Regions from separate parts of the Homo sapiens genome. Here all the other regions are linked to region 5. Evidence: chromatin loops called from intact Hi-C (ENCODE). Cell type or tissue: PC-3. All regions are shown on one strand.

What was found. Hi-C counts contacts between places; a loop is a spot of excess contacts. Peaks named below come from ENCODE experiments on the same cell type or tissue, not always from the same donor. Only the 100,000 strongest peaks of a DNase experiment are listed, where the experiment ranks them.
Region 1: it touches region 5 in a loop (3-fold over the local background); 29 of 110 quality-filtered maps call a loop at or near these places.
Region 2: a loop joins it to region 5, with 4 times the contacts of the local background. A loop is called at or near these places in 2 of 110 quality-filtered maps.
Region 3: a loop joins it to region 5, with 7 times the contacts of the local background. A loop is called at or near these places in 7 of 110 quality-filtered maps.
Region 4: a loop joins it to region 5, with 3 times the contacts of the local background. A loop is called at or near these places in 4 of 110 quality-filtered maps.
Region 6: a loop joins it to region 5, with 7 times the contacts of the local background. A loop is called at or near these places in 5 of 110 quality-filtered maps.

What each region holds. Positions count from the first base shown.
Region 1 is chr2:8,759,692-8,763,691 of GRCh38, forward strand. All of the region lies in intron 22 of KIDINS220 (kinase D interacting substrate 220), which reads right to left. Among named protein-coding and RNA genes, the nearest start is that of KIDINS220, 76 kb to the right of the region's middle. In PC-3, a CTCF peak has its summit at 2,061 (motif pointing left); no DNase peak of the experiment used is centred here.
Region 2 is chr2:8,101,205-8,105,204 of GRCh38, forward strand. All of the region lies in intron 7 of LINC00299 (long intergenic non-protein coding RNA 299), which reads right to left. Among named protein-coding and RNA genes, the nearest start is that of LINC00298, 130 kb to the left of the region's middle. In PC-3, no CTCF peak of the experiment used is centred here; a DNase peak (open chromatin) is centred at 2,067.
Region 3 is chr2:7,116,814-7,120,813 of GRCh38, forward strand. No RefSeq gene overlaps it. Among named protein-coding and RNA genes, the nearest start is that of GRASLND, 200 kb to the left of the region's middle. In PC-3, a CTCF peak has its summit at 2,410 (motif pointing right); no DNase peak of the experiment used is centred here.
Region 4 is chr2:7,808,315-7,812,314 of GRCh38, forward strand. All of the region lies in intron 3 of LOC105373408 (a long non-coding RNA gene), which reads right to left. Among named protein-coding and RNA genes, the nearest start is that of LINC01871, 85 kb to the left of the region's middle. In PC-3, a CTCF peak has its summit at 1,518; no DNase peak of the experiment used is centred here; H3K27ac peaks cover 1,483 bases.
Region 5 is chr2:7,425,160-7,429,159 of GRCh38, forward strand. LOC100506274 (a long non-coding RNA gene) reads left to right here. Exons shown (of 6, transcript NR_038432.1): 2 at 1,692-1,860; 3 at 3,229-3,297. Among named protein-coding and RNA genes, the nearest start is that of LINC01871, 300 kb to the right of the region's middle. In PC-3, CTCF peaks have their summits at 2,322 (motif pointing right) and 2,536; a DNase peak (open chromatin) is centred at 2,322; H3K27ac peaks cover 768 bases.
Region 6 is chr2:7,514,864-7,518,863 of GRCh38, forward strand. No RefSeq gene overlaps it. Among named protein-coding and RNA genes, the nearest start is that of LINC01871, 210 kb to the right of the region's middle. In PC-3, no CTCF peak of the experiment used is centred here; DNase peaks (open chromatin) are centred at 2,048 and 2,438; H3K4me3 peaks cover 932 bases; H3K27ac peaks cover 3,964 bases.

The DNA.
Region 1 (4,000 bases), 1.3 Mb after region 5:
GACGTCGAATGTTCTGAGGAAGGTACATTTAGGGGCTCTGTATCCCTCTTCTTATATAAACTCTAACAGGGAAACTATATTTAAAAGTTATGAAGAATTGAGAGGGAATTTTAAGAAGAACGAAGTGGCTGAATACCTACTGTCTGCCATTCTCTGAGGCAGGTGCTTTACCTAGTTTATCTAACTTCTCTCTCTGCATCCCATAAGGTATTTATTATTTCCATTTTTAACATGAGGAAACTGAGGCTCAGAGAGGTAAGCAATGGATGCAACACCACCACAGACATAGCAGCAGAGCGGGTACCTGCTCCTGACTGCTTCAAAAGCTGCTGACTGCTCACTGCACCAGTTCAAACAGGAGCCACAGACATGGCTCAAAATCCCTCAGGTAATGACTTACACGTTTTTAACTCCTTAAAACTATAATAGAAAAGAATGCTGTTACATATTACATTTTAACAAATTGAAGAAGATCAACAAATAAGCTGTGCTCATAAGTCATCCTGGGTTTTTCTTTTAGTTTCAGTTTTTTGCAGACTGAAATAAAGCTTCTCCTCCATCTTCATGCACATATTTAATTTCCTTCATCATTTTTTCAGAATCCAGATCAGCACTTTTTTGTTTACAAAATTATGCAAACCAGTACACTACACAACAGCCTAGAAGCCTGAGCAAAGACTGTAAAAATGATTTAAAAATTGCATGACATGACTTTCACCTAGTCAGAGAAGCAGAGAACACTTCAAATAATTATAAGAAATGTGAACAACTCCAAGATACTATTGGTGATTCACCTATAAAACAATATTCCCAATCAATCTTTCAAGTTTCTAGATCAGATTAAATGAAAACATCCTGTCATCACAAAGAAAGTTTAAACACCGGTAACATTTCTGTCTACTCATGATTTAGGACTTTCTTAATGTTACAGTCCCAAAACTAATTAGAGAAATAAATAAATGTTTAAACCAATTTAGGATTGTAACAGTTGTCCACAATTCTCCAATTTTAATATTCTTCAGAATAGCTCATTTTTCTCACTAACTGAATTTGTTAGGAAATGTTATAATTTGAATCAATAAACTTGTATTAATTCTGCTTCATTTATTGGACTTTTGCATAAGATCTGGAGACAGGCTTCCACTGGGAGTACAAGTCTAAAAAATAGTGTATTACTGCATGATATTTACCCAGTTACAACCATGCAAGTAATCAGATATTAGTAATTCAGGTGACAAAGCAATACTTTCAGCTAGGGTAATGAGAGAAGACTTTAGTAAAGTGGTAAGAGAGGCAAAATAATTCATAACTGACTCCATGTGAAAATAGTGTCTATCATTAAAAAGCAAAGCCTGCTTTTTGGCATCAAGAGTTTATACTTGATATTTTAAAATGTTCCGACAAAAGTACATGAGATCAAATTTTCATAGCTGTTTTAGGCATCACTAGCAATATCATAAGTTGCTACCAAGTGATGAATTGTCCATGCAATTGTCGTCTTTAAGAAATCTAAAAGTGTATTACATTAATCATATATAGAACGCAAATGTTTGATAATAAAACTGAATGACAGGCATAGAGAAAGGAGGCTCTGAACTCAAAGTAGATCTATGAATATGTTTCAGATTAAGGCAAAATCTTTATTATGCAAGTTCTCTTAAAAGATTTAATGTTTAAAAAGTATAGAACTGAAGTTCTACAATGTTTAGGATTTAATATTTTTATATCTAAATGCAAATTTGTAAGCAGATCGATTTCTTTATGCTCCTCTTTTTTCATAGCCACTATTTTCCCAAAAGTTAATTTAAACTAATTTGAGGAGACAAAAGTAGTACAACACTTAAAAACTATGTCATATGAATAGATACCCATTCATTTGCCTAGGATCGTGATTCTCAGTGCTGAAAAATGTCCTGAAGCCATTTTTTTTTTTAACAACAACAAAAAAGGAAATTCAACCTTTCATTAAATTCTGACTTGTTTTTCTATGGAAGGGGAAAGCAAAATGTATTACATCTTATTTTTGGCCAAACATGCTAATAATGTTTGTAGTGAAATGCTCCCATCTTGTGGACTTTTTGAATATTGCTAACAGGAGCCACTTCTGCAGCATGGTTTTACACCAGCAGCTAGACATTTTCTTAGCATTTGAATTAGCTAGCATTTTTGTTACAAATCACTTTTGTTTATTCTTGTATTTTAAAAAGTCTTTAAATATTTTGATTTGAAATTCTGAAATCACAAACCTTTACTGGAAAAATCAACTTCTGGAAAAAGTTGGCTACTTGATCTGTCAAGGCATATGTAATTTTTTTGGTAAATTGAATTCTTTAATAATCAGACTTGTTTGAAAAATATAACTATACATAATGCTCTTACTATATTATAAAATAAACTGTAAACCTGCACAAGTAATAATTTTTTTTACATATTAAACATGTATTTCTTACATATTAAAACATATATTTCAAGAAATTGTCTTTGGTATTAGTTTCCAACAATTCCAAACACTGTAGAACTTTGGAATGTTCTATATACTTTTTCAATGTTAAATCTTTTAAGATAACTCGTACAATAAGGGTTTTGGATAATGAAGATCTGGGTTAATATACCTGAGTTTTTCATGTTGACGTTAGAAACACATGACTTTGGAACACTTAATATTTTTTCTTCATTCTACGTTTGCATTAAACACTGAAAATGGCATTATGAGAGTAAAGTCTGAGAAAATACATTCAAAATCAAAAGTAAAAGAAAACCTATTGGCTGGGCACGGTGGCTCATGCCTGTAATCCCAGCACTTTGGGAGGCTGAGGCGGGTAGATCACGAGGTCAGGAGATCGAGACCATCCTGGCTAACACAGTGAAACCCCGTCTCTATTAAAAATACAAAAAAAATTAGCCGGGCATGGTGGTGGGCGCCTGTAGTCCCAGTTACTCAGGAGGCTGAGGCAGGAGAATGGCGTGAACCCAGGAGGCGGAGCTTGCAGTGAGCCGAGATCGCGCCACTGCACTCCAGGCTGGGCGACAGAGCGAGACCCCATCTCAAAGAAAAACAAAAAAGAAGAAAAGAAAAGAAAACCTATTGAAAAAGTTACCTAAAAAAAATTATAGCCATATAGTAGACATAGAAATGGTATAAAGGCTTAAACAAACAGATGTACCAGATGTTTAAGTGCTAAATATCAGAAGTGATTTTTTAAAGCTTTCCACACAAAACCTAGCACAGTTACTAGACACAATTAGAACTAAATAAAGCATTTATTTGAGATTTTATATGTTGCTAAGTTGTTCGCGTTTTTCAACAGAAAAGATAAATTCAACACTGCAGAAAAATTTCTATCTGCTATAACATTCCCATTGATACCCTAATAAGTTATTCTAAATACTCATAGATATATCAATGAAAAGTTAAAATCTATCTGGAAATTAAAATATTTAGTTCTATATTTCTGGTATCTCAGACCCACTGCCTAGCTGGCAGCTACAGAGGACAGGCTCCTGGCCCCAAGAAACAGACTTGGGGAAGCGCAGTTACAGCTGTGAGGTCTTAGGTAACTCCTGCTCTCTGCCTCTTAGGGTTAGAAGTACAGGTTGAGTATTCCTTATCTGAAATGCTTGGGACTAGAAGTGTTTCAGATTTGGGAGTTTCGGCAGTACCAGCTGAGCATCCCTAATCCAAAAATCCAAAATCCCAAATGCTCCAGTGAGCATTTCCTTTGAACATCACGTCGGCACTCAGTTTCAGATTTGGGGGCATTTCAGATTTCAGATTTTCAGATTAGGGATATGCAACCTGCATTAAATGTGATAAGCTAGGTAAAGTGCTTAATCCAATGCATGGGACAGAATGAGGGCTCACATAATATATTAGCTACTACTTTTATTAGACTGTGCCCTGCATATAATAAATTCTATAAATATTTGTTTAATAAATGAACACAATTAAAATGTTTAGCACAACAGAACTGGAGTCATCTAAGTACATGGCCTTTTAAAA
Region 2 (4,000 bases), 680 kb after region 5:
TATATGCACCAAACTGCATCCGATCTACTCACTTTAACCTCTCTCAGCACCCTGAACGCCTCAGTTCCAATTAAGTAATAACAATTTAAATAACTTAAAATTAAATTAACTAATAATAATGGTTTAATGTTTATCTCTTTCACAAGACCATAATTTCCGTAAAAATGGGAGCATGTTTAACTTATTAGCCCATATACTTTTAGCAGTGTCATGCACATGATAGATAATAAAAGTTTACTGAATAAGCAAATAAGGGAATAGTTTATTACAAATTTTAAAAATCAAAGAATTTATAAACCTTAATAATTTTAAAACTTTTGCCAACTTACTTCTTTTTATATGCCATTCTTATATTCAGTGACTTCTCTCAATTTAATTTTTTAATTGTTCAGTTAAGTTTTGCTATAAACATATGTAAGTGTAACCTGTCCACTTGCCAATGGCAGAGTTGGTGCACTCTACCCCAACTTACATGCACACATACACATGCATCATAGTTGCTCATCTATTTCCCAAAACCTGTATTTTAAGACATTAAGAGCAGTGCTTTCTTGGCTGAAAGAGTAATGGTTAGTTGTTGACAAATGTTTTCACAGCAGCTCCCATAGTAGACAGAATGAGCATGGCTGGCCCTTGGTTTCAAGCCTTAAGTAAACATAAACTTCCCCAGATTAGATTGCTGAATTTTTGAACTTTCTTGTTCTTTTTTGAGGTAGCAATTCCATTCTAAAAAGACTTTGTTTTACATTGTTAAGGCAGACAAATAATTCCTTGAACCTCTCAGTCCCTGGTGGTGTCTACAATCCTTTCTTGTGCCTCTCTGCACCTTGTTGGTCTTTCTCCTGATGAGCTGGACACACAAGACTGTTAGTTGTGTCTGCCCCTCCAGCCCTGCATATGACCTTTATCCTTGATGGTAGCTACCATGGTGGTAGTCCCTGGCTGGAGCTTTCAGCACATTTCATGGGTTCGCTTACTTAAGTCTCCAAGTGACCCATTTTGCTATTGAGAAAACAGAAGAAAATCATATCCGGTAACTTGCCTAAGAGCCTGTACTTCTAGTCACTAACCTAAACTGTCTCCCATAGACAGGGCTCTCTAAAAATCAAATACCTATCCTTTAAAAAATAAAATCAGGTAAATCAAACATCTTCAGGACAGTTTTTAAATAAATTCCATAGAGGAAATACAAACATACTTTAGTACTTTACAAAGCATCTTTCTCTCCTAGACTTTCTCAGGATTTATACATACAGAGAGCCTAGCATGCCTTTTTTTGTCCTCTTCTACCAAAATAAAAATGTTTAGGCACACAATAAATTGTGGAATGCAAGAAGAAATTTTAGATCTTACTTTCTACTCTTTAGCAACCAGAAATCCTACCTCAAGCCCTCAATAAATGAGGAAGCCTGAGACATCCATCAGACAGTAACGTCTGCAGAAAGTTCGTTGCATCAAAGACCCAGATGCAGACTCAGTCCGCTTCTTCCACACTCACCCACAACTTATTCCTCATTGACTAAGCCTAAGATCTATAGGTAAATACAGAAAATTATGGTAGCAAACCTGAGCATTTTCTGGTTAACGGATAAGGCTTTACTTAAGTTGACAAGAAGATTCTAAATTGGTGGATCATTTGTTATATAATTACAATATATGAATCTAAGGAAGATATTATAATTATGACACCAGTTTAATAAAATATTAGTTTTTTCCTGGACTCCATGGCCTAATAATAAGAATGTATGAATATCTAACACATTTACTAAAATTCAAACTTATTTTCTTTTACATACCCACAAGTAGTTTAAGTTGATGCAAACCCCACTGAAACAATTTATTAAATGTGATGCTTCACCTGATACATGGATCATGAATGAGTTCCTGATTTTTCCTGCTAAGAACATTAGCCAACATCCAGTTGTTAATTCCAGCATCAGTATATTAAGCCGATAGTCCATAGTCTACACAGCATGAACAATGTCTGTTTAATCTTTAGCAAGAGTTCAGCCATTATTTATGACTCACATGCGCAAGGGCACGTTGCATAGATTTAAGTAGAGGTCATCTCAGAGACTAAATCAATAGCAAAGTTAGTCGGCTGAAATTCATTAGGGATGAACAGTATTTGCCTGATTATGCAACATTTCCAAAGTTTTTCTATTTCTGTATCAGATTTCAGCTTTACTGGCTACAACTCTTTGTGCACTGCTTTTTTTAAATTAATGAGGCTAATAGGATTTTGATGTTTCAAGCTTTGTACACAAACCTAGCAGGCAAAAATCTTCCGTAAATGTATTCTAAGCTCTTGGCAAACTTTCCTCAGGAGCAAATATTAACTTGAGATAGTGTTTATTAGCATTTATAAAATAATCACTGTAATAGTGGTATGTAATTGGTAGAGATAAGTGCTTTTCTAAGCCAGGAATTAATCACGTTTGCATTCTTTAATAGGACCTGGTCAGAAATAATTTATTTCTTGCACAGTTTACATTTTAAATAACAATGTGATTTTCCCTGATTTCATGAAGATGCACTTCACCCTGCCTTTGCTGTGAGCACTGGAGCATGGAGAAGTGAATTCTGTATTATATAACACAGATAAAGGCTACAAGAGACTCCATAATTTGACTTTTTACCCCGTATCTCCGAGACTGGCCTAAAACTTGCAAATAGAGATTCTTCCAAATTAAACAGTCATTATGCTTCCATATTTATGAAGCATTTTTTGCTATTTTCCTACATCCTAAGAAGTACATCCTGATGCAAAACACCTGCTCCCCATAAGGCCATCCAGCCAACTGACTCCAGAAGAGAAGAAATGCTGTCAAGTTATTCAGAAGCACATTTGCAAGCAATGTAGGCTTCAGGAAGAACAAAAAGGCAAACAAACTTTCCCAATGGGCAATTTCCAGCAAGCAAAGGGAGTGACTCTTTATAGGCAAGAAAGGCCACTGCAGAAGAGTGGGGTGAGACTGAAAACACAAACAGGCAACGGCCAAAGCGTATACGAAAATAGAATTCCGACTACAACCTGCAGTGGCCAGACCAATAAACCAGCCCCTTCTCTACAGTAAATAGCCCAGGAAGCCAACCTGTTGGAAGTCAGACTTGCAGGAAGCCAGATAGCTATTTCTAGGAAGAATCCAGGGATCTAAACAATAACTTCTGTAACAACTGGCCCCAAATAGCCAAGACTTGATTAAAGAACTGACAGCTTTCCTAATTTTTTTGCCTTCTTCCAACTTAAGACCAACCAGAGAAAGCCAATTACGTGCCCCAGACCAGTCCCATAGGAGACCCTGCCTCTAGTGGGCCACCTCTGGCTTCTTCCCGCCAACAGCCTCCAATCAGGGCCACCTGAAGCCTCCCTATTCCACCAGGAAGCTTTTCTGCTCCTCTGCCTGACTTGGATTCTCTGCCAAAATGAAAGGGATGGTGGTTGACTCCCTTGCAAAGAGCAAGCTCAGGATAAATAGCCTTTGCTTCTTCTCATTTGTCTTGTCTTCATTTATATCCAGAAGTGAAATGCTCTGCCTGGCTCTTTTGTGTCTGGAGAAGCAGAGATGGGTCCAGCGGACCTCAGATATTTTCCCTCTACCTCTCTTCTCCTCCTCTTTTGCCCTCGGTTGCCCTGCTAAGATCCATCCCACCCCATTGCTCAGAATCCGCTTCTCTGCTGCAATTGTCCCAAACAGAAAAGGTCCGATCAGTTTGGCTAATCACTAGCTGGAGAGGTGTGTTCCTCTGTGAGCAAACTTTGAGGCAGACATAGACCCCTGTTCCAATGACATAACCGTGATGTTGAGATTCATTTTTCTTAGAGCACATGGCTGCTTTTCTGAGAGATGGTTTATAGAGGTCAGAAAAAGCATAGACAAAAAGCATAAAGTAAAACTTCCATGCCCACAGAAACAAGACATAACAAACAAAATAAAACTGCCCATAAACTTTAAAAAAAAAGTGTTTAACTGCCACGGTGTGAAATCCAGAATCACAT
Region 3 (4,000 bases), 310 kb before region 5:
TTGATTTGGTCTTTTGCTGTTTGTGTTGCAGCCTTCAGCCCAGATGCCAATAAGGAGGAAAATGTATTAAGTGATAAGGGGCAAATCAATGAAATTAAAATGAATGAGGGGGGAGAATCTGATATGGGGGCAAAAAATGAAGTCTCCCTGTAACAGCTAGTCCAGGCGTACCAGGGAATGCGAGCAGGTTCCTATGCGATTCCAGCAGACACTGACTAGAACCACACGTCTGGGGTAGAGGAGTCAAGACAGCCCAGGTAGATGTGCCAGAAACACCTTGAAGAGACTCTGCCTGAAGACACAGCCCGCTCTGTGGTACAGCTGCTGTTTATTAGGGATGCTCATATTTTATGGATGCGAGCCTGAGAGGGGAGTGCTGTGGTATGTTGGAATCGCAGTTTATCGGTTTTACATCCATGTGCAAAGCTACGACTCTCCACTGTAAGAATGTGAGCACAAAGTTTCAGAGAATGGCAGAATTACAGAGCTCTGGGCTAGCATGGGGGGAGTGTGTGGGATCAGGGACTCATGGAGCACTCACTAGGAATCGCAGGAACACGGGAATCAGCCTTGCCGTGAGAACCAGCCTTGCTGTGTGCTGCTAGCTGACTTCCAAAATCCCCCTGGGCCTGTTTCTTCAACCAAAAAATGGAGCTGAAGATGTATGTCACAGCAAGCCGATGTAAGAAGCAAAGAAAATGACTGTGTTTAACATATTGCCTGAAGATAACAATGTTTTATTAATGATTTTCTCCTAATCAAAAGCTCTTATTTTATAGTCGTGAAAGGAGAGACCTACAGAAGTAAAATTATTATTTTCCTTTTAAACAGTGCAATATTAGTTTATCTTTTTGCATTAATCAATGCTTTCTCAGATGAGCAGTCACCCTTGATCCTCACAGTGACTGTGAAGGAGCCCAGCAGGCCGAGGCACCCTCATTCTGTAGCTGAGATGCAGATGTGGGGTGCTGGAGCTTGAAAGCTCCGTGGGCTGGGGATCAGGGCGGCTTGCCCTGTGCTTGGCAAACTGCCCCCCGACGGTCTCCATGCTGCCAGGGAGTCTTCAAGGCTGCTTTGGGGGAAAGTAGGGACCCTCATCTTATATTTTATTATTATAAAATTATTATAAAAATACAAAAATATATAATATATAATAATATATATTATTATATATGATATATTAGAATACTATATAATATATTATATAATAAATATATAAAATATAAAAGTATTATAAATAATTTTATAATTAGACTTCTATGCAGGACTGTGTTTTGTATATGCAAAACAGATTCAACAGATTTCTTTAAAAGTTTAAAAACTCTTGAGTTATACTGATTTCTTGACTTGATGCACACAGAACAATGACTCAACTTGGAGAGGTGAAGACATCTCCCAGGTCACCCAGCTGCAGACAGTGCTCTGCCCCTCCCAGCAGGACTGTCACTCCTGCCACCAAACGACGACTCTTCCTTTTTAGGTATTAGTGGCATGTAATTGATGGATTCCTTATCAGGGTCAAAATGAAAGCTGAACCTTATATACATACAGGTGAGAAAATATTTTTGGAACCCCAAAATAGTCATTTTGGAAGTATTTCCATGACTACCTGGAAAACAGGTCGTTTCAAAGATTACCTTAAAAAAAAATCTATACGATAAGAAGTTGAAATATTGCAGAAACTTCAAATCCTGCCTTATTTAAAAGTTAAGGTGAATTAAAATAGTAGTGATAGAATTGTTTCCTAAGATACAGGGCAAATGGGAAATAGGCGTAGATGCCAAATGTTTCCTGTTTGAATTTCTAGGGCGTTAAAGGAATCAGGGAGCTATGTTGTTGAACGTGTCTGCAATGTCAGGTGAACTCTGGTGAGCCTGGAGCAAACAGGATTCTTTTTCACAATGCAGGGCAGACAGAAGAGTGAGGCCATTTCTCATTTCTCACTCCCCGCACCCCATGGTGACAGGACCTCAGCAGTTCCATCTGCAGGTGCCAGCTTCATTGTGGACAGACTCTGCTCTAAGGATGCCTGGTCTCAGTGTCCTGTGTTTCGACGGAGGTGCCCAGGGACAGCTCTGACTTCTCAGAGTCCTGGGTGGAGAGGGCCACCTGTTGTTTAGTCTTTTCTGGCAGGGCAGACCCATGACCAGGCTGCTTTGTGCCAAGCCAGGGGGGTCTTTGATTTCTTTGTTTCTCAACCAAGCAGACATTTTCTTTCCTTTTATTTATTTCTTCCTATCCCTGGCCTCTCATTTGATTTTTTGCTTGTTCAGCACAGCAGTACTTATTCCCTGCAAAATGAATTGATTTCTCCTTCCAGATGTTGGAAATATGAAAGTAATCTTGGCCCTACAGAGAATTGTCTTTGAGAAATCACCCACTTTGTCCTCAACAGCAGGTGTCACTGTTGTAGCAGAAAACCCTGCTGCTTCCAGGGCCCGGGCCAGCCCAGAGATATTTTTACCCAAAAGAGAAAAGGCCCAACATGAGATTCAAACTTGGCAAAAGAAATTCCAAAATGAATGTGAAACCTCATAAAAGGCTGTAAATTATCAGCGTGTCTTTAAACGCTGAGCCCAGGACTTTCAGCACCCATCCCTTGGGAAGAGAGACCGTGGGACTGGTCCCAATCTGCAATCACTCATGATCTCATCCATCCTGCAGCCCCAGGGCTGCTGTCCTGGCCTCACAAGGATGTAGAGGAGCAGTGACCGAATCCCCTCCTTGTCTCCTGGACCACAAGCCTCAGGGGAACACAGGGAATTTTGCTGTGCACGTGCTGGTGTCTGGCGCTCCAGGATTAGCTCTCCTGAGGACACTTTCAGCAAGAAGCTTGTATGCTGGAGCTCACAGGATTACGTGGTTTGCCCAAGGACACTCAGGTCATGAGTGGTGGAGCTAGAAGGAAAGCCATCTTTTGCTAGGCCCCACTGTTTCTTCTATGTATCTGGTATAGCTTGGACCACAGGGATAATGTGGTGGATGTAAACATGACTTCTCCCAGTTCTCTATGCAGAATACAGCATTGTTAAGTGAACCCAATTTAGATTCCCTTGTGGCCAGGGCATTTGGTGTGGCTGGGCCAACACCACTGGGAAAGGTGGTAATGGTTTCGAGATTCAAAACTATATTTCAAAATGTGCTTTGTTCTTTGCAAACATGGTCATTCACTTAAAGTTCAAACATCATGAAATACAAATAAGAAGTCAGAATTTGTATACCTTTAGGTACACAGGAAAACTGCTATGTCAGTAAATTGGGCCTTGACATGCTAACATACAGCTTAGCACATGGCCATAGAATTTAAGTACAGTGTGTTCACATCTGAATAGAGAAAACAAAAGAAATGAAGAAAAATTGGGAGAGCCTGGAGCTGGAGACCAGATGGGCATACAGCATGATCCATCATCTTCTCAAGCAGCGTCTCTCATCCCCAGCAAGGCCTGTACTGAGGGCTGGGTTGGGATTTGGGGTTGCTGTTTAGCAGAGTGGCTTATTCTTTTTTTAAATTTTTTTATTTTACTTTAAGTTCCGGGATACATATGCAGAACGTGCCGGTTTGTTACGTAGGCATACATGTGCCCTGGTGGTTTGGAACATGCCGGTTTGTTACGTAGGCATACATGTGTTATGGTGGTTTGGAACGTGCCGGTTTGTTACGTAGGCATACATGTGCCATGGTGGTTTGGAACGTGCCGGTTTGTTACATAGGCATACATGTGCCATGGTGGTTTGGAACGTGCCGGTTTGTTACGTAGGCATACATGTGTTATGGTGGTTTGGAACGTGCCGGTTTGTTACATAGGCATACATGTGCCATGGTGGTTTGGAACGTGCCGGTTTGTTACGTAGGCATACATGTGCCATGGTGGTTTGGAACGTGCCGGTTTGTTACATAGGCATACATGTGCCATGGTGGTTTGGAACGTGCCGGTTTGTTACGTAGGCATACATGTGCCATGGTGGTTTGGATCGTGCCGGTTTGTTACATAGGCATACA
Region 4 (4,000 bases), 380 kb after region 5:
TCATGGCTGGTGAGATAAGAGAGAGGAATTAATGTCTGTTATCCCAGTATGCTAAATTTCGTGCTGTATCTCTTCTAATTTCTACTTTGTAAATGTTGCTGATATGATACTTTATGCATAGATTTTCAAAACCGCTCATAAATTTACTCGGCAAGCATTTTTATTGAGGAATTGCCATGTGTCAGAAATTGACCAAGGACTTAGAATGTAGTGATTAAAAAAGTGGTTCTAATCCCTAACCCTAAGTATCTAGATTCCAATGTTTCTTCATTGTGGAGAGTATTATTTAAAAATAGAAGCTCATCAACTTTGGGTCATTTTATATTTTGTGCAATGAATTCCATCTTGCCTGGCATTAAGATCATTACCACTAGTTATATAATTCTTGCATTTACCATTATGCTATGCCCATTCATTTAATTTCAAGTTTCCTCAATCACTTTGCTTAGATGTGTCTTTTTCCACATTATAGAGTTGGATTGTGTTTTGTGTTTTCTGATTCTTTCTCAAATTTTTTTCTTATAATAGGAGAGATATACTATTTACATTTATTGATAAGAAAAATATACTTGAACTTGCCTCTTTTATTAGTCAGTTTAACCAGAAAAAAACAAACCAGTAGCTCAGATATACATGAACATATTTTTGTAAGGAATTGACTTATACAGTTGTGGGACCTGGCAAGGCAAGTCCAAAATCTGTAGGGCAGGCCACCAGCAAAGACAGGTTGTGATTCACAGGCCAGAAGAGCTTCTGCTGCTCACAGGTAGGATCTCTTCTTCAGGAGAGCCTCGGCTCTGCTCCTGGGACCTTTCAATGGATTGAATCAGAACCACCCAGATCAGCTAGAGTAATCTCCCTAATTAATGTCAACTGATTGTGGACTTCAATCACATCTACAAAATACTTCCTTAGCAACACCTAAATGGCTGAATGACTGGGGACTGTGGCTTAGACAAGTTGACACATGAAACTCCTCTGACATTTTATGTTACCTTTTCTGATTTGTTGTTTAAAATTATGTGGTCTACTTTCATGATCATTTTTATTTTTTGTGGTTTTTCTAATACTTAGAAAAATCTGTGTTTTTCTTTCATGTTTACCTTTAGTGCTAAACTTTAATATAACACCCCTAGTCTCTATTTACTTAGACAGTATCTACTGTTTCCTTATTGTAAACCATGTTGAAAATAATGTGTACTTTGCCCTTCTGGTCATCTTTCTCTGTTCAATCCCCTAATTTCAGTCCATGAAGTCTTTGCTAACGTGGACTTTTGTCTTGTCAAATATGCTTATACTTCTGTTATTTGATTTTTCATCTTTAAATGATACGATCCAATAGCCAGCTATCACAGCTAAAGTCATCAAAAAATTGACTCTGCCTCACCTTTCTTCTCCTTTTCCCTCCCAATTTTGTCATTTCTCGGTTGCCTAGGCATATGAAATTTGTAGTTCTCTATATCTCAGCAATACTCATGGGAATTTCTGTTTCATGTCTACAGTTCATTCTATTCAATGTTCACCACTAGGGTGACAGTTTCCCCCATCACTTCTTGGCTGCAGTTCATCCTCTAGTAATTTTATTGTGCGGGTTCTTGGCAATACTGTAGTCATACTCCTGGTGTTCTTGTTTTTCATAAAGTTTGCCTATAGTTTTAATATTTGAGAGACAGATTGGCTAGATATCAAATCATTGGTCCTCACATTTCCTGGAGGAGTCATGTAGGTGCTGCCTCACTTTCCTCTGGTGTTAACGATTTTGGGGGGAAATTTGAGATTACATTTTTTTCCATTCTTATTGTGATGTTTTCCCTGGCTGCCCTAAGAATTCTTCCTTTATCTTTAAAACCGTTAGCTTCATTCGTGCAGGTCTCAAAGTTGACCATTTCACATCAATTTCCTCTAGCACATAATGAAGACTTTCCACACATAGATTCAAGTATTCTTTCATTTCAGGAAAATAAATGTTTTATTTCATTTTATTTTTTTGAGACAGAGTTTCGCCCTTGTCGCCCAGGCTGGAGTGCACTGGTGCGATCTCCGCTCACTGCAAACTCTGCCTCCGGGTTCCAGAGATTATCCTGCCTCAGCCTCCTGAGCAGCTGGGATTACAGATGCCGGCCAGCAAGCCTGGCTAATTTTCTGTATTTTTAGTAGAGATGGGGTTTCACCATGTTGGGCAGGCTGGTCTCTAACTCCTGACCTCAGGTGATCCACCTGCCTTGGCCTCACAAAGTGCTGGGATTACAGGCTTGAGCCATCATGCCTGGCCAATAATTGTTTTTTTTAATAACATTAAATGTCTGTTGTATTCTACTGTGGCAGTGTGTTCTATTGCTTCTTTGGAGACGCCAATGTGTATGTTAGCTCTATTTTCTAGCCTTTTTATGGCTATTATTTTCTTTCTTATCCTTTTTAGTCCTTTGTTTTCATTTCTATTTGTTTTAGTTTTGTACGTTTTTCACATCTCTCATTTCTAGCCGTGTCTCTTGGTAGATTTTGTGAAGTACCTATTTTCCCACACTTCATTTTTATGATCTTTCCATTTCTTTTCTTCTACTTTTGTTCTCAAGTTATACTAGTAACTTTTTAAAAAATCTCCTTTTATCAGCTTTCAATTATTTCCCTCCAGTCTTGCATTTCTGAGCTGTGGTCTTTCTGCTCAGAGTAAACTGTTTCAAAGCCTTGTGTTTCATAGGGAAATGGGAACAACTTTCTTTTGCTATATGGCAATACTTTTTCTGGTAAGTCATCATATATCAAGTTTTTTTACATTTATTTATTGTTAGATCATTGTTGTGTCTTTTAACACTTAGCATTGAATAGGTTGGATTTTCTTAAGTCGTATTCACAGGAATTTCTGAGAGTGGTGGCTGTTGGGGGAGAAACTAAGACTAGCAGGCTGACAATCTAGGGTTCAGAGCTGGAAGGTTCAGTAGATGCCCACTGCCACAGAAACTGTTTTTCTCTAATACCTCAGGTGAGTCATTCTCTACCCCTAAGTTATCTTTGCCCTGATTCAAAATAGATACAGAAACAATTATTCCACCATCCTTGCTCTCCCCAGTTTCCCGACCCATTGTTGCCACACAGGCAGCAAAATATGTTCTTTTTGGGGTACCCGCTTGCCTTCAGGAGTGTCTTTTGCTGGCCTATTCTAAGGTCACCTGCTGGGTCTCTCACTACCACTGACCTTCTCCTCCTTCCTTCCTTACACCAGTGTTTCTGCATGATCTTGGAGGATTTGGGCAAGCTTTGTATGTATTTAGAGATCTGTGGATTTATATGTATCATCAAGTTCCACTAAAACTGGAGATTATATGCTTGTTTTTGTTTCATTTTGTTTTGTCTTTTAACGTTCTCCCTGCTGCTTTGGTATAATGTCCATGGGGAGAACCGAAAAACGCTGACTTGTACCTGTGTTCACCCAGGAAGTTTCTTCAGTACTTTTGACACAAAACTTTTTTCACTCATATTATCTGTTGTGTAATGTTCCAAGGATTTAAAAATTTAAATTCCTCTTGTTTAAAGAAGTACTTTTTAGACTTTTTGATTATATCTTCAGGTAAAAAGTATAAGTGCACTCTACCCTGAGATTCATACATTTCCAAATATACATACACATCTATAACAAATAGCAACCAAATAATTCTCAGTTTTGCCAGTATACTGCACTAATATTTTCTTTTTTCACTCTGTTCTACTTTTTTTTAAATGCTTGTAATGCCTCATTAAATTCAGTTTATGATTCACTAGTGGCTTATTATCCTCTCTTTGGAAAACTTTCATCTGGAAGATGTATTTATTCTGTACCTAATATTTATTGAGCATCTTCAATGGCTGACATACTGTGCACATTCAAATATAATTTCTATCCTCATGAAAATTTACAGAAAGGCAACTAAATGGTTGAGTATTAATAAGGCAATTGTGAAGAGGATGATAATTGTACCATAACTACCTTATATTTACATAGCCTAATAGAGTTAATAATTTTGTA
Region 5 (4,000 bases):
GAATTGCTTGAACCCGGGAGGCACAGATTATGGTGAGCCGAGATCATGCCATTGCACTTCAGCCTGGGCAACAAGAACAAAACTCCATTTCAAAAAAGAAAAGAAAAGAAAAAATGTTGCTACCTATGTAGACACCATTGCATACGCGAATGTGGAAGTAGAGACAGAGGTAGGAAGAGGGACAGGGAGAGGGACAAAGAGAGAGAGAGAGAAAGAGAGAGAGAGAGAGAGGTACATTTGGCAAGTTATTTAACATTTCCACGTCACAGTTTCCTTATCTAGAGGATTAATGATGGCTCCTTCTTCATAGTGCTATTATGATAATTAAATGAGTTAATATTTGTAAACTTCTATGACCAATGTCTGGAACATAATAACCACTCTGTAAATGTGGTTAACACACATGCACATATGCTTTCAATATATAGGTTTGCAACTTGCAGTTTTTCACTGAAGATTATGTCTTAGATCTCCTTATATGACGGTACACACAAATATAGCATAATTTTGTAACAGTTACATAGATTGCATGGTGTTATATGGATGGACTCTACATTATTTAATATTATTCTTTGGCTGGGCAATCGCATTGTCTTCAAAGTTAGTATTTTAAATACTGCAATAAATAATGCAGTGAATACAAGTATTTGTACTTGCATGAGTAGAAAAAAATTGTAGAATAAAAAGTCAGACTGTTGAGACAGGGGATGCAGATTTGCAGACACGAACAATAACATCAGATTTCTACTCTCAGGCTGCCCCATTTATACCCACACCAGCAGCACATGAGAAAACCCACTCCCTTCACAGTCACAAAAGTTGGGTAGTACAAACTCATAAAAACCTTTACTAACGTGAGGTCTTGAAGAATAACAGCTTGATTTTATTTTAATTCCAGACAGAATTCTATCACAGGAAAGTTAGAAAGCAGGTATTATCAGCCTTTTATCTGGACAGTAGTAAATATCAATATCTAAACTGTAAGGTTGCCATGAGCTGAAACATGAAATGGGGTATTTAAATAAAGTTCTTAAGATTAGCATTCCTTTGCGGAGACTGCCAAACCCAAATCATCTAATGTTGGCATCACTATTAATAACATATTTTTCCTTGAACCAATTGCTTCTTGGGGATAGGCAGATGATAGATAGATGGATAGATAAGCAGATAAACAGATCGATAGCTATATAATACAGATATAGCTTATAGACGAATAGATAGATGAATGTGGGCAGAGATAATACGTAGATAGGTAGATGCCTAGCTTGGTAAATGATAATCAATAGAAATAGAGGCAGATAGAGATACAGAAATAGACATAGATAGGGGTAGATCTATGAAATCCTCTTAACATTTGCTTCTGTGAAGAAACTTTCAGGCTCTACTGAATGATGCTTTACTGTACCTCGAATTTAAATGATGCGATGTATATGATATCTGCGATGCATACAAAGACAGGGTCCCCTTGGACACAGGTCACCCTGGCTCACCCCACCAGGTCTGCCACGGACAAGCTGACCGCCTGCATATTCACTTTCTCCTCTCTGAATTTAATTTCTTCATTTATAAAACAAGGAACATAACATGTATAGCAAAGTGAAGTAGTGAAGATTGACAAAATAAAATAAAGGAAGCATATCATCGAGTTTATGGTAAGCACATGAGAAAGATCACCCTGTTTTATTCCTAAGTTACAGACACGGCTCACAGGCTTAAGCGTCTTGCTGTAGGTCATACGGCAGGTTAATGACAACACTGGGGCAAGAACACAGGTTACGCTCGTCCTGGGGAAGGCTCCCACACCAAGCTACACACTTCTGCAATGCTGTTCCAGATGTGAAAATCCGCTAAGACAAATAGGTACGTTTCTTGCCTCTGCCCTTCTGAGTCTAGCAGTTGAGAATACAACTATCTGCAAACCAATCTTGCAATTTCAAGCCAACATAATATTTGGGGTAATTATATTTACATAAAATTTTAATGACTATAATTAAAATGGATAATCCAAATTCTAATAATTATATTATAATTAACTAAAAATCTTATTCAAAAGCAAATATGCCAGGAAGACTTTCATCAGATGAGGAAGGTGCATGGCTCTAGGTTAAAAGCACGACTTCCGAATCAAACTTGATGAACACATCTGCTTCTTTATGTCTAAACACATACAGAGCATTACCACTCACTAGAAGGAAGACTAGACAATGAGACTTTGCTTTTCATCTAAAACTTTTCCTTTAACACCCGGGTCAGGTTTTCAGTCCGAATGAGCTTCAATGCATCCCTGGGGAATTGTCTCTTGGTATTAGTCGGATTGAACACTAGATGGCACTGTGTTGCAACAAAATTTGGATTTTGAATGCATTTTTGTGTGGCTGTAATTAAGGTGTTGCTTGGGGTGGGGAGAGGTGAAATGTCTTTAGAAATAGTCTTCCTCAGTGGTCTCTTAAATATCCATTTGGACCAAATATTCTAAGGTTTATCTATCACCTATGCAGCTTTATTTCAAATGAGCATGCACATAAGAGATGTGTCTATTTTATGTATCAGTGGTTTCAAAAGTCATATTCGAATACCCATTTTTTCATGGCTTTGTGTCATGAGATGGAGAGCAAAGCAAACTGAAAGCGGTGAGGCAATGTGTCCAGCTCTCCTTTCAGCCTGGGCTCTCACCGGACTTCTGGACTTATCGCACTGATGCTGAATGTCTCCACCCACAGGCCCCACAGGCATCACAGACCCATCATCTGGGACATCTTATCACCAGCCTTCCAATCTCCCTAATATCTAGCCATTGGCAAGGCTATAAAGCCAATTTTGTGATATAAAATATTTTCGTGATTTATTTGACTTTTTTTGCCCCTCAATTATCACACCCAGTGAGTCATCAAGACTTGATTTTAGTTCATCATTACCTCCAAAACCCAAGCAAGCTGCTTGGTATATATGACCGAGTGCAGTGGAATCACTGTCATATTTCTTCTTTGCCTTTGACATCTTCTATTTTACAGCCCCAAGTCATTGTAAGTACTCCCATCCCTGCCTGGAAAGACAGGGACGGACGTAGCTCTTTCTCTAGCTCCCTGTAGCTCTTTCTCTAGCCAGCAAATTTTTTGTTTAAAACCTAACTCCAAAGTTCCTTCATCTGTGCATTCTTCCACATAGCTCCTCCCAACTTTGCGCATCCTGCATTCTAATGATTTCTTTGTATTTCTACTTTCCCTTTAGGTCACAAAAACACCATGGGAAACGATGATGTCTTTTCCTTTTTGTTATCTTGATAAAGCTTCATACATGGTAAGGAAGAGAAGGTATAAATGGCATTTTTGTAAGACATATAATATTTTCCTCTAATTTGGAATTTATTAATTAAAATTTAACAGAATGATAAAATGGAAATTTCAGTTGAGGAACTAATAAATCAACAGATGTCTTACTCCACAACGAGGTGCAAGATCTTGAGGCTGGATTTAGAAAGAGGAAGAGAAGACCAATTGCACAGCTCATCACCCCTCACCCATCTGATGATATGAAAGGTTTGAAGGAAGCCAGAGCTGGAGCAAGATTTTCCTCAGATGAGTTTTGATGAACTACAAAGAATGAAGATGCTCTCCCTTGTCATCCCCAGTCAAAGAAAAGGCACTTTAAAGAAATCACTCACGAGCCAGATATTGTGGTTGTATTTTGGTGGACACAGTGAAGTCACGTCTGGCTCGCTCCGCAAATACTGGGAGGGTGAGAAGTGGGAGGCAGCCGTGGGACCGCTGAGTGGAGGAGGCTGACCTTTGAGGAAGCACGTGGGATTTTTCCCCGCGGAACAGACGTGAGCCATGAACACGGGAGCAAAAGTGTGCTAGAGTAACTCCCGTCAAAGAGAGACCCTTACTAGGGCAAGAAGACCTTGATCAAAGCATACCCAGATGCCGAGGTTCTGAGGAAGGAAATAAGTGACCACCAGGCATGGTGCTCTGATTATTAAGCTAGTTTCTCAGCTCCAAAC
Region 6 (4,000 bases), 90 kb after region 5:
GTAATTCCCAAAGCGTTTGAATCCACTTGCGGGCACCAATAAAGATACACAATGGAAATATCTAATTGTTAAGCATCTGGACAACTAAAGTGTTGCAATTTGTACATTTGAAATGTTATGTTGAAGTAAATCAATGAATTGTAAGTAAGTCATGTGAAAAGATGTCTGATAATGTTTTTCTGGCTATGTATGGAATGGTTAAAATGGTTTATTCTAAGAGTTTACAGATGTGTAAAAGTTCATAAATAATTCACACAATAGGACAATTGAGAATAATTTGGAGTCTGTTACATCAAGCACCATTGTTTGTTACAAATATCTACATGACATTGAAACTCCAATTTCTTCTACAACCAAACATTAGAATTATTACTTGGCAGTGAAGTCCGTGCCTCAATGATATTTATTCAGGCAATACATTCAAGAAAGGATTTCATGAAAGCCAATATTCTCAATGGCAGCTGGAGATCTCCTGGTTCATAAAATATTGTACTTTAGAGTAGACCATGGAAAGTTAAACTTTCAATCCCTCTCTGATACCTGCTGTCCCCTGTAAAGCTGTTTTTTAATCTCCTCTTTCCAAAGGCTGGGATCATTCCCCTTTCATCAGTGTTCTTATTACTCATTTAATACCTCTGTTGAAGCTTCCTCCACTGTAGTTTGGGGGTTTTTGTTCACTTTTTCTGTTTCCTTCATTGGGCTGTGAACTCTTCAAATGTAAAAACCACATATTGTTGACTTCTATTTCTAGATCTAGTTTGGTTTTCTGGGTTAGAACTGGCTCCCAGTAGAGCACTTCATTAAAAGCACTGAAGAACTTCAGTTATAAGCATATAATAGGAAAAATATTTAACACAATGTGGGTAAATGTGAGCTGATTTTAGGACAGAGAACAAACTAACATATAGGGAATGATGAAAAAGAAACTTTGGAGAAAGAATAGAAGAAAAGTATTTTTAATATCAAATATTATGCCTTGATCTCTGGGATATTTTTCTTTCTCAAATATAATCGGACTATTGAGTCTAGAATATATTTTACCATTATAGTTATAGAAATACTTTCCAGTTGTTTAACAATTCAAATCAGCAATGGTCATATGAATTTGAAAAATAAGAAAAAAAGATTAAATATGAAAAATAAAAAGGAAAGGCATTTGTGCTAGGGATCCACCAATTTGATGCTTTGAGATTACAATCAGGGTACTGAAGTTGAGTGCTGGGCAGCCAGCGAGGCAGTTTCTTGCCTTGTGCATCATCTTATAACATGGCATTTTCCCAGAGTAATTATTCAATCAGCCTAAGTACACACATTAGGTGTTGGTCTTTGGCTCTGAAAATGTGAAAACCTAATGCTTAGAATTGAAAGGCACCAGAGTTTTCCAACTTCTTCATACCATGCAGATGGAATATGCAGACCAGAGCCACCTTCACACTTGGTTCTAATGCAGATGATATGATTATGCACAGACAGGCAATGGGAAATATGTTTATTTAGGGTTATACAGAGCAAGTGCTATGATGTTTACCCTTCAAAAACACCTATGAGACTCAAGAATTCCTCCTAATGACAGAGGTTTTTCCAAATATCAAACAGACAGTGCCTGGTGATGATCAGGAACCACTGTTTCAATCAATTATATTCTCACCCATATTTCACTCAACCTAATGAACTGCAATGACTCAGCATTAATGAATTCCTAAACATATGTTTTGTCCAATTGATCATCTTGCTGCTAGTTCTGGACTCTTTCACTACCTACAGTTAATAACATAAGCCTTATTTCTTTTCTTGACATCATTCATTTTCTTGAAATTTGCAAGACTAAACCTATTAAACCATAATAAAAAGCAAAGCTTTAGATTCCTTATTGTAATTCCCAGTTAAGTACATCTTCCACCAGCAAACAGTCAAGATGTTGCTTAGTCACTCATAAAATATTAAAATGTTCAATATTAGTCATTTTATGGAACCATCAGAGGTTGGATAAATTTATTGGTTCAACTTAGGTTAAATCTATAAAAAACTCATGCTCTACTAATAGCTAAATTCTTATTAAAGGCGTTTGCAGAAGAATACAAATGTTCTTTCAAAACCAGACATGACTTTACGCCCTAACTCACTGTGACTCATGATAAGAATTTAGGTTCTCACAAAATCTATTTTCTATTTTACAACTAGAGTGGTCAGTTGATTTTCCAAAATAAATTCTGGTCTCAGGTTTAGCAAGATGCACACATTCACACATGCTGTAGAGCAAGTAAATAGCCTTCCCTGTCAAAATCAAAATATGATTGTGACTTCTTTAGGGGCTAGGAATGTCCTACTGCACTAGGTATCAGTGCGTGTCTCAAACTACGTAATAAAGAGATGCAGTTATTCATTATGCAGCGCTTCCTGTCGCCATGTGTCAGATCCTGCCACATGACAAACGCCAGGCACAAACAGAAGCACAGTTCCTTCCCGCAAGAATCTCACTGTAAACCAACATGAACATACATACTCACTTTGCATGTGATCTGTGTCCAAGGAAGTGTATTTGGAAAGTCTTTTGGGAACCCAGGGTGGGGGAAACTAGTTCTGCCTAGAGAGAGAGCAAGGCATTTTCAGAATTGACATTTCAACAAACGTTCTGGGGAGACAGAAAAACAGTGAGGGTGTGAGCTTTGAATTTGCTTTTCTTTCTTACTCCAGTGTGACTTTGAATGACTGATGCCAATTGTCAGACAATTTTTTGTATATTTATTTTCTTATTTGTAAAATGAAATAATGAAAAGATCATAGAGGCTATACCAACTCACACAGCTGATGCAATTATTAAAGGAAATAATGTTTGAGAAACTGCATTATAGACTACAACAATAAGCTCACTAAAGAGTAGATTAGGCAGACAAACTGAGGACAGATTTGGGGGACAGTTAACAACCATCTGAGAAGTACGTGTTTTTTTCTGGAGGTGGTTTTATTTTGTAGATGACTTTTGAGGTAGAAAATGAACCTGGAAGTAATGTAGAAAAGAAAGTAATCTGAGAATAAAAGTCCAGGAACCAACTGAAGATGATTATGAAAGTATGGATCAGAGATAATAATTGCCTAAATTGAGTAATAATAGAATACAATGAAAAGGAGAAGTGAACCTCAGATGAATAAAAGAAGGAGAAACAATAAACCAGGGTAACTGATTTAATGTGGGTGACAAGAGTGAGAGAGGAACAAAAGTGATCATATTTTTAGCCCAAGTGACTAAAAGGATGCCATGGTCATTAACCAAAGGAAGACACCTACGATATTTGGGGAAGACAAGTAGCATACCAGGATTTGTCTGGATTTCTAAGTGAACATATTTTGACCTCACAGGAATAGGGCTCGGGAGAGAGGTTGGAGGTGGAGGAATTGCTTAGAGATTCATCAGTATAGATTTTATATCTTATAGAAAATAAATTAAATGGAATTAAAAATAATAAGACTCAAACCCCAGTCTTCTGGTCATAACTGAGGAGCCCCAATACAGATTATAGCATGTTTCTGAATGTCATCCCTTTAGAGAAAGTGCTTTCTATTTAAGTCTGCTTAGAAAAATCAATTTGAAGTCTCGCTTAGGCAAAATGACACTTCTTTGGGAAGGGGAATTGCATAATTCTAGAGCATGACTGAGATGCTTTACCTTTTTAGGGCCTGTTCCCTAGGGAACATTTGTGAGGAGGAGGGCTCTCCGGAATAACTTGTAACAAGTGACACTCGAAGCTTCCAAAAGCATCCAGAGTTGGGGGCATCAAGGCAGGTGCATGATGGGAAGATGGTAGATCCAGCAGCGAGTCTGGTTGGGAGATGTGGCAACACAGCATTCAACAGCCTCAGGGCAGGTGCAGGTGGTGCCATAACCCCAGACATTGCAGTAGGGATTCAAGAGCATTACTCTTATTTTGAGACAAGTTTTACAGGTGTGATTTGGGATGTCATCCCTGAAAAAGGACTGAATAGTATCAATAAGTGACATTTA